Regions from separate parts of the Homo sapiens genome. Here region 1 is linked to region 2. The links are chromatin contacts, found by Hi-C or POLR2A ChIA-PET in ENCODE. All regions are on one chromosome and are shown on one strand. Each heading gives the region's core, a stretch centred on a gene start or an enhancer-like site at or near the end of the contact. The rest is flanking DNA. Distances are from core to core; before and after follow the strand shown.

The links. A loop is a pair of places that touch in the nucleus more often than their neighbours do. ChIA-PET counts read pairs that join two places held with the same protein, here RNA polymerase II (POLR2A). Pooled maps may share reads with other maps.
Region 1: a pooled map shows a loop between it and region 2 (5-fold over the local background). The contact joins the promoter of PAX2 here to the promoter of SEC31B in region 2. A Hi-C loop is called at or near these places in 1 of 168 maps with a recorded cell type or tissue (chondrocyte) and 3 of 50 pooled maps. POLR2A ChIA-PET finds 5 or more read pairs at or near these places in 3 of 52 experiments (GM12878, Panc1 and endothelial cell of umbilical vein).

Annotation. Positions count from the first base shown.
Region 1 is chr10:100,743,915-100,747,715 of GRCh38, forward strand. It overlaps PAX2 (paired box 2), which reads left to right and starts at 1,668. Exons shown (of 10, transcript NM_000278.5): 1 at 1,668-2,389. The coding sequence starts at 2,347. RefSeq lists enhancers at 710-759, 1,859-2,400.
Region 2 is chr10:100,517,460-100,521,243 of GRCh38, forward strand. It overlaps SEC31B (SEC31 homolog B, COPII component), which reads right to left and starts at 2,402. Exons shown (of 26, transcript NM_015490.4): 1 at 2,323-2,402.

The DNA.
Region 1 (3,801 bases), core at 418-2,917, 230 kb after region 2:
CAGACTTTACCCCGCAGGTGGATTAAGCTTATTGGGCTCTGGAGGATACAGGAGGGAGGGCAAATGCCAGGATCCCAGCGGACCCAGGCCCCACAGGAGTGAGAGGCTCAGAACCTCGTCCCGCTGAGCCTGGCCTGAGCTCCTCCTGAGGAATAAGGGCATCCCAAAAACCCGGGTACAAGACGCCCAGTAGTAGTAGTTAGGCTGAGTCAGGCAGGTGCATCTCTCCCCATGGTATCTGCCGCCCAGGCTCCGGCCAGAGGGAGGGGAGCGCGAGTCCGCCGCGCTTCCGCGGGGCGCCCGGAGCTGCAGACGGGGGCTGGAGGAATCTCGGATTCGGGCTGCAAGAGCGCTGCGCAAGCTTCGCCGAGCCGCCCTTTCGCAGACCCAGGGAAGCGGGGGGAGGGAGCGAAGGAGGGAGAGAGAGTTAAAACATCAGCTGAAGTGCCAAGATGATTTATGAGACGAGGGAAAATATTTCATGAAGATCTCCCGGATATTCTGTACTTAACCAGTTAGGAGACAAAGGGCTTCTTCTGCCTGGTGCGTGCGAGCGGACCCCAGCGAGCAAGGGAGCTAGTGCCAGAGAGAGCTGCGGAGGCTCCGGCAGGAGTGGGGACGTCCCCGTGGTTGCGCCTCCTGCGCTCGCCCCGGATCCACCGAGCTAGCAGCGGGCGGCGCTCAGCCGCGTCCGCAGCCTCCTCTTCTCCCCAGCCGGGGAGAGCCAGCCTCGTCTCCCACATCCTCTGCCGCCAGCGACCTGCAGCTCCGCACTGTTTCCCTCCCCTGTACCCCCTTCCCAGTCACCCGAGGGTTCAGAAACCAAGTCCCCCGGCTCTCCCGCCATCCGCTGGGTCCCACCGAGGCAGGTGGGTACTCGCCGGAGGTCTTCAGCTCGATTCTGAACCAAGCGTTCTGGACTGCCCAGACCCGGTGGGCAAGGGGACTGGGGAGGCCCTGCGCACAGTCGCGTGGAACGGGAGGGGACAAGACAAACTGCTGGACACTTTTCCGTGGAATGAGAAGTGGGGGGTGCGTGGGTGGGAAGGTACCTCCGGAGGGAAAGGCCAAAGGGAAGGACCAGAAAGAGAGGAAGGAAGAGCCGGGAAGGAACGGAAGGGAACTCAGAGCCGAGGGTGGTGGGGTTGGGGCTAGGGATGCGCACTGGGCCCGGGGCCGCGCGGCCCAGGCGGGCACTGGCCAGTGGATGGCAGGGCTGGGCGAGTTAGAACTGAGAGCCCGGCTTCACAGCGCAGCGCGCTCCGAGGCCCTCTGTCGTTACCTGAATATTCATTAGACTGACCGCTCTTTATCCTTATCTAGCGTTTATCTTATCGGCGAGTTTCGTTTCTCAGTGTAGTTTTAATCCCGGGCTCCCATTCCCCCTCCCCCGGTCCGCTCCCCTCCCTCCCTCTTCCTTCGCCGGCTGCTCCCTCCCTCCCTCCCTCCCATTTCTCCCTCCCCTGCCCTCCCCTAGCCGGCACCGGAGTGACAGGCTCGGGGCCCTCCTCGCCGAAGCTCGGGGCTCCAGCGCTGGCGAATCACAGAGTGGTGGAATCTATTGCCTTTGTCTGACAAGTCATCCATCTCCCGGCGCGGGGAGGGGGAGGAGGTCTGGAGGGGGCTTTGCAGCTTTTAGAGAGACACACACCGGGAGCCGAGGCTCCAGTCTCCGGCCGAGTCTTCTCGCAGCCGCAACCCACCTGGGGCCAGCCCAGAGCTGCCAGCGCCGCTCGGCTCCCTCCCTCCCTCCCGGCCCTTCGGCCGCGGCGGCGTGCGCCTGCCTTTTCCGGGGGCGGGGGCCTGGCCCGCGCGCTCCCCTCCCGCAGGCGCCACCTCGGACATCCCCGGGATTGCTACTTCTCTGCCAACTTCGCCAACTCGCCAGCACTTGGAGAGGCCCGGCTCCCCTCCCGGCGCCCTCTGACCGCCCCCGCCCCGCGCGCTCTCCGACCACCGCCTCTCGGATGACCAGGTTCCAGGGGAGCTGAGCGAGTCGCCTCCCCCGCCCAGCTTCAGCCCTGGCTGCAGCTGCAGCGCGAGCCATGCGCCCCCAGTGCACCCCGGCCCGGCCCACCGCCCCGGGGCCATTCTGCTGACCGCCCAGCCCCGAGCCCCGACAGTGGCAAGTTGCGGCTACTGCAGTTGCAAGCTCCGGCCAACCCGGAGGAGCCCCAGCGGGGAGCGCAGTGCTGCGCCCCCCGCCCCCGCGCGCCCCGCAGCAGCCGGGCGTTCACTCATCCTCCCTCCCCCACCGTCCCTCCCTTTTCTCCTCAAGTCCTGAAGTTGAGTTTGAGAGGCGACACGGCGGCGGCGGCCGCGCTGCTCCCGCTCCTCTGCCTCCCCATGGATATGCACTGCAAAGCAGACCCCTTCTCCGCGATGCACCGTGAGTACCGGCGCCCGGCTCCTGTCCCGGCTCGGGGCTCTCCGTCCCAACCCTGTCCAGTCCCAGCGTGGCCCCGGCCCCTCGCGCTCAGGTCCCATCTTGGAGGCCTCCCTGGCTTCTGGTCCCTCTTTTCGTTCTTTCTCTCCCTCGCCCGGTGTTTCTAATGCCTCCAGTTTCTCTCCTGCCTTCTGTCACCCATTCTTACCTCTCTGTCTGCCTGCCTTCCTACCTTCCCTGATCCCTATCACCTGCCTTTGCTCTTTCTATCCGCTCCTTCTTAGGTCATGGGATCCACGGCCTCGGAGCCCTGGTTCCAGCCACCCTCTCCCTAGTCAGCCTCTTGCCCTGGGCTGGGGGGCAAATTAGCAGGCAGTTTTCAGGGTGTTGTTTTGTTGTTTTCTCTGTCTTTTCTCTCTTTCTCTCTTCCTCTGTTTGCCTCCCTCTCCTGTCTCCCCACATCTTTATCTTTCTCAAACTTAAGAGTCGTGGGGTCCAGGAGACTCCAAGAGTATTCAGCCTCAGTGTCAGGACAATTGGGCAGAAGAGTGTGGGGGTGGGGTGCCCCCTTCTGACCCTCATCTCTCAGCATCTCCAGGCCCTTCCAGCCCAGCATAGGCTTCTTGTGGGTTGGTTTGAAATATTTTCTTCCTCTTCCTTTCTTTCCCACCCCCCTTCCCTTGCCTTCCCTTCCCTTCACATTGGGAATCCCAGGTTGTCAAGACACGATGGTCATCTTTCCCTGCCTCTGCCTGGGGGATGCTCTAAAAACAAAGAGGGGCTCCGAGAAGAAATCGAAGTCAGGGAGAGAGCCAGCAGCGCAGCCTTCCAGGTGGGCCCCCGGCAGAGTGCAGCTCTGCTCTCAGCTCTGGAGGCTCCTTGCCTAGACTGCCGACTCCCCATTGAGGATCACGCAGCCAGCAACCTGGCCAGGGGGTCAGCAAAGAGCAAAAAATGAGGGGGAAAGAACAAAAGGAAAGCAAATGCCAAAGCTGAGGAGAAAGGAAAAGAGAAATCCAAACACGGGAAAGGAAATTAAAGAAAGAAAGTTGACATGATGTTACAGAAGAAAAGGGAGAAGGGAGAAAAAAATAGAGAAAAGAGGGAATTATTTTAATAAAATTTGAATTTATGCCATGTCTTTAGCTTGAAAAACTATTCTGAGATTTTTTTTGCAGGCTTTTTTTTTTAAAAGCTAAAATTCTAAATAGAAAACTCCTCCCTATCTGCAGATTAATAATTAAGGATAATTTGTAACTTTTCACAAGGAAACTTTAGACCCGGCTTGGACCTGTGTTTAGGACAAGAGAGCCGAGGAGGGAGAGCTGTGTTTTTCGCTAATCATATATTTAGCGTTGCGGGGGTTGGGGGGGGCGTTTAAAAATACTTCTGGGATAAAATATATTTTTCTAAGT
Region 2 (3,784 bases), core at 1,152-3,651:
CAAGTGATTCTCCTGCCTCAGCCTCCCGAGTGGCTGGGATAACAGGCATGTGCCACCATGCCTGGCTAATTTTTGTATTTTTAGTAGAGACGTAGTTTTACCGTGTTGGCCAGGCTGGTCTCGAACTCCTGACCTCAAGTGATCAGCTGCTTATACGCAATTTCCAATCAAATATTTCACTTGGATATAGTAGATACTTAATGGGGGAGGGAACTCCCATTTTAGTCTGTCTAAAATGGAGTTCTCTATTCTACCATCTTTTATGGTCTTTTTTTATTTGTTTTTTTCAGAAAGGAGCAAAGTCACAATCTCTTCTGTTCTTCCTCCAGTTTTTTTCATCTTGGTAAATGGTTCCACTATCCACCCAATTGCTCAACCCAGAAGCCTGAAAATCCCTCTTGATCCCTCCTTCTCCCTCATTCTCTTCTAATCCATCATTTAGTCTCCTTGATTTAACCTCCAAAATATATCTCAATCTGTCTACTTTTCTCTATTTTCGCTGCCAACAGCCTTTTTGATTGTATCATCTCTCACCTGGAGTACTCCAACAACCTCCCAACTAGCTATCCCCTTTCTACTCAAGCCATTACCCAATTCGTTCTTTACACAGCAGCAGGAGTGAACTTCTAAAATAAAAAATGATTTTGGCATTCCATGCTTAAAATCTTTCAATGATTTCTATCACACACAGAATAAAATTCAAACTTCTTTGAGCCCTGCCCAAAGGCTCCAGCCTACCACTTCAACTTCATCTTTTAATACTTTTCTCATTCATTGTGCTTCAGCCACACTAGCCTTTAATTTCCTGACATTTTCCTTCCTTAGAGCCTTTACAAATGCTGTTCCCTATACTTTGAATGCTCTTCCCTTCACTTTCGACATGACTGGCTCCTTATATCTTTCTGGGCTCAGCTTACTTCCCCAAATAAGTGAACTACCCAATCACAAAAAGCCTCAGTTTTTTTCTTCCTAGTAATTTATAATTACATATTTATTTATATTGACATTGTCAGTCTCTTCCACTAATATGCAAGCTCCATGAGAGCTGACACTGTGTCGGCTTTTGTTCACCATGTTGTAACTAGTTTCCAAACGAATGTCTGGCATATGGTAAAAGCTCGAATGTGGACATCCATTTTAACTCTGTGGTTTCTGATCTAATTCCAATGTATATTCAAGGTCCCATCCCAACAGGCTAGCAAACAGGTAGAAATGATTTTTAAAAATTACACTGAACTTGAGGAGAAAGCTTGGGACCTACTGTGACCTGCTTGAGTAAGCTATAGTCAGATCAGTCTCACCTACAAAAACAGGAGATAGTATTACTTAATCTCTAAGGTACTTTCTAGCGTGAAGAAAGTTTAAGCCTGCCCATTAAGCCAAGATTTCCAAAGCACCTTTAAACACTTGTGGCTACTATCACGTATTCTGTGACCAGCTCAACACTCTACTATACAGTCACCAGTGCCACCTGCTGGTCACAGCCATTTTAATGTTTCTGGGAAAAGATTCCCTAACAACAAAAATAGGAGCTGCGATAAGCAGCTGTGCATTTGATGTGCATATCTCAGTTAATTCTCTCAGTGGTCTTATCAGGTAAGTACTATGATTATCCCCATTTTCTAGAGATGACAACTGGCTAGGCCGGGATGTGAACCCCCATCAGCATCAAGAGCCCGTATTTCTAACCACTGTACTAGTCGCAAGTAAACCCTAGAAAGTGTTTTAATCGCTGACAGTCTAGGAACTGGGAAAATGGGCTCTTAATTCACATTGTTAAGAGGCATCTATTCACAAAAAAAGGGCCCCCGCTGGGGTCAGATTGGCCATGGGGGCGTGAGGGGGAGATGACCAATGAAATGCTCGACAGACCTGCCGTGCAGGAGGGCACCAGCTACCCTTGGCAGTCCAGTCCCTAGGGAGGACGGTCAGCACAGCCTCTTTCCCGCTGTCGCCGAAGCGCGGCGCGCCAGGGTCAGCAATGACAGACCTTCCCGCCCAGCCCAAACGCAGCGACACCGGACGGCCTCGGCTGGGCCAGGTCAGGACCAAGGCGGATGGGAAGGCGCAAGGCAGCAGTGAACAGGGAGACCCTCATCCGGCTGGGGGTTCCCGTGCGGCAGGGACAGTAGAGCCGGATCCAATTCAAGGGTAGACGTAGTGGAGGCCCCCGAGGCCCGGACCCGCGGGCAGGGCAGGCGCGGGCCGGGGGCTCCGCAGCAAGCGGGCTCCCCTCCGCGCTCTGCCGAGAAAGGAGCAGTGCTCCGGGTCCCCAGCGCAATCTCTGCTACCAGGGACCCCAGACCGGCGGGGCGAACCAACCTGTGCGGAAGACCCCGGACAAGGGTCAGGCGCGGCGGCCGGAGCCGCTCCTCTGGCAGGGCTCTCGCGCGGAGCCGGGCGCTGTGGACGGCGGCTGCGGAGGACCAAAGCGGCGCGGACCCCGGCAGGGCACCGTCGGAAACACGCTCCGCGGGCGCCGAGCCCGAGACACTGACAGACCCACGGAGAACGTTTCCAAACAGGATTATAGCTTTTAACCGGGCCTCCCTCACCTACCCTGTGATTGCGCAGCGGGTCAGATCTGGACCAGTAAGTTCTGGTCTATTCAGTTTGAGCCAGGCTCTAGGGCCAGTCTCTGAAAAGGGAAAATACTAACTCATTATCTATGTATTGAAGCGGGAGAAGACCCGGCCCTGGCCCCAGGAGCCCTCAGTGGAATCCATTTAGTTGAAAACGTAAAAAGCAATCGAGGCTGTAAATGGCAGTGAGTGTTGCACTGCAGCCCAGCAGAAACTGGTGCCCAAAACTTGGTTGAATTAAGGGCTATAAGTGTATGGAGGGTGAGACTACAGGGCCAGGGGCTTCCTGAAATATTTGAGGAACATAGGAGGGGTGTTATCCTCTGGAGCTGCAAGAACACAGGTGATATTCCAGCCGATAATGTATTTTTTATGTTGAAGAAATTGTGCCACTTCCAAATAAAAATGTTCTGTAGACAGGTCGGGTGCAGTGGCTCACACCTGTAATCCCAGCACTTTGGGAGGCCAAGGTGGGCATATCACCAAAGGTCAGGAGTTCGAGACCAGCCTGGCCAACATGGTGAAACTCCGTCGCTACCAAAAATATAAAAATTAGCCGGGCATGGTGGTGCAGGCCTGTAGTCCCAGCTACTCACGAGGCTGAGGCATGAGAATAGCTTGAACCCGGGAGGTGGAGGTTGCAGTGAGCTGAGATCACGCCACTGCACTCCAGCCTGGGTGACAGAGACTCCATCTCAAAAAAAAAAAAAAAATTCTGTAGGCAGCTTTAAATCTTAGAAACTTATGCTTAACGCATGAATTCTCTGTATTCCTGCCTGATACACCTCCAAAGATGGGGGGCCAGTTATCATGATGGAGCCCAACTCATTGTGACACGACTCCAGTTCCCTTCCATGTGGATCTGGCAATTTTGAAGTTAGACAGAAGGTAATTCAGTGCATTATCTGTGCCTAGCCCACGCTTCCTACCTACTAAGTACTCAAGTATTTCCTGAACTTCTTAGCTGGCACAACAGGGAATGAAGCCTGAGGAAAAGTAAACAGGGTTAAAAACTAAACCTGAGAGAAGGAGGCAGAAGAGTTACTGATGGAATACTCCTAAAGAAATTTGAACCAGAAGCTTAAGTCACAGTTTCGGGTAGGACATGATTAAGCCAAATTAAAAGTGCACTTTCTCAACTCACACCTCTTAAGAATTCTTGCTGGGAGCAGTGGCTCATGCCTGTAATCCTAGCACTTTGG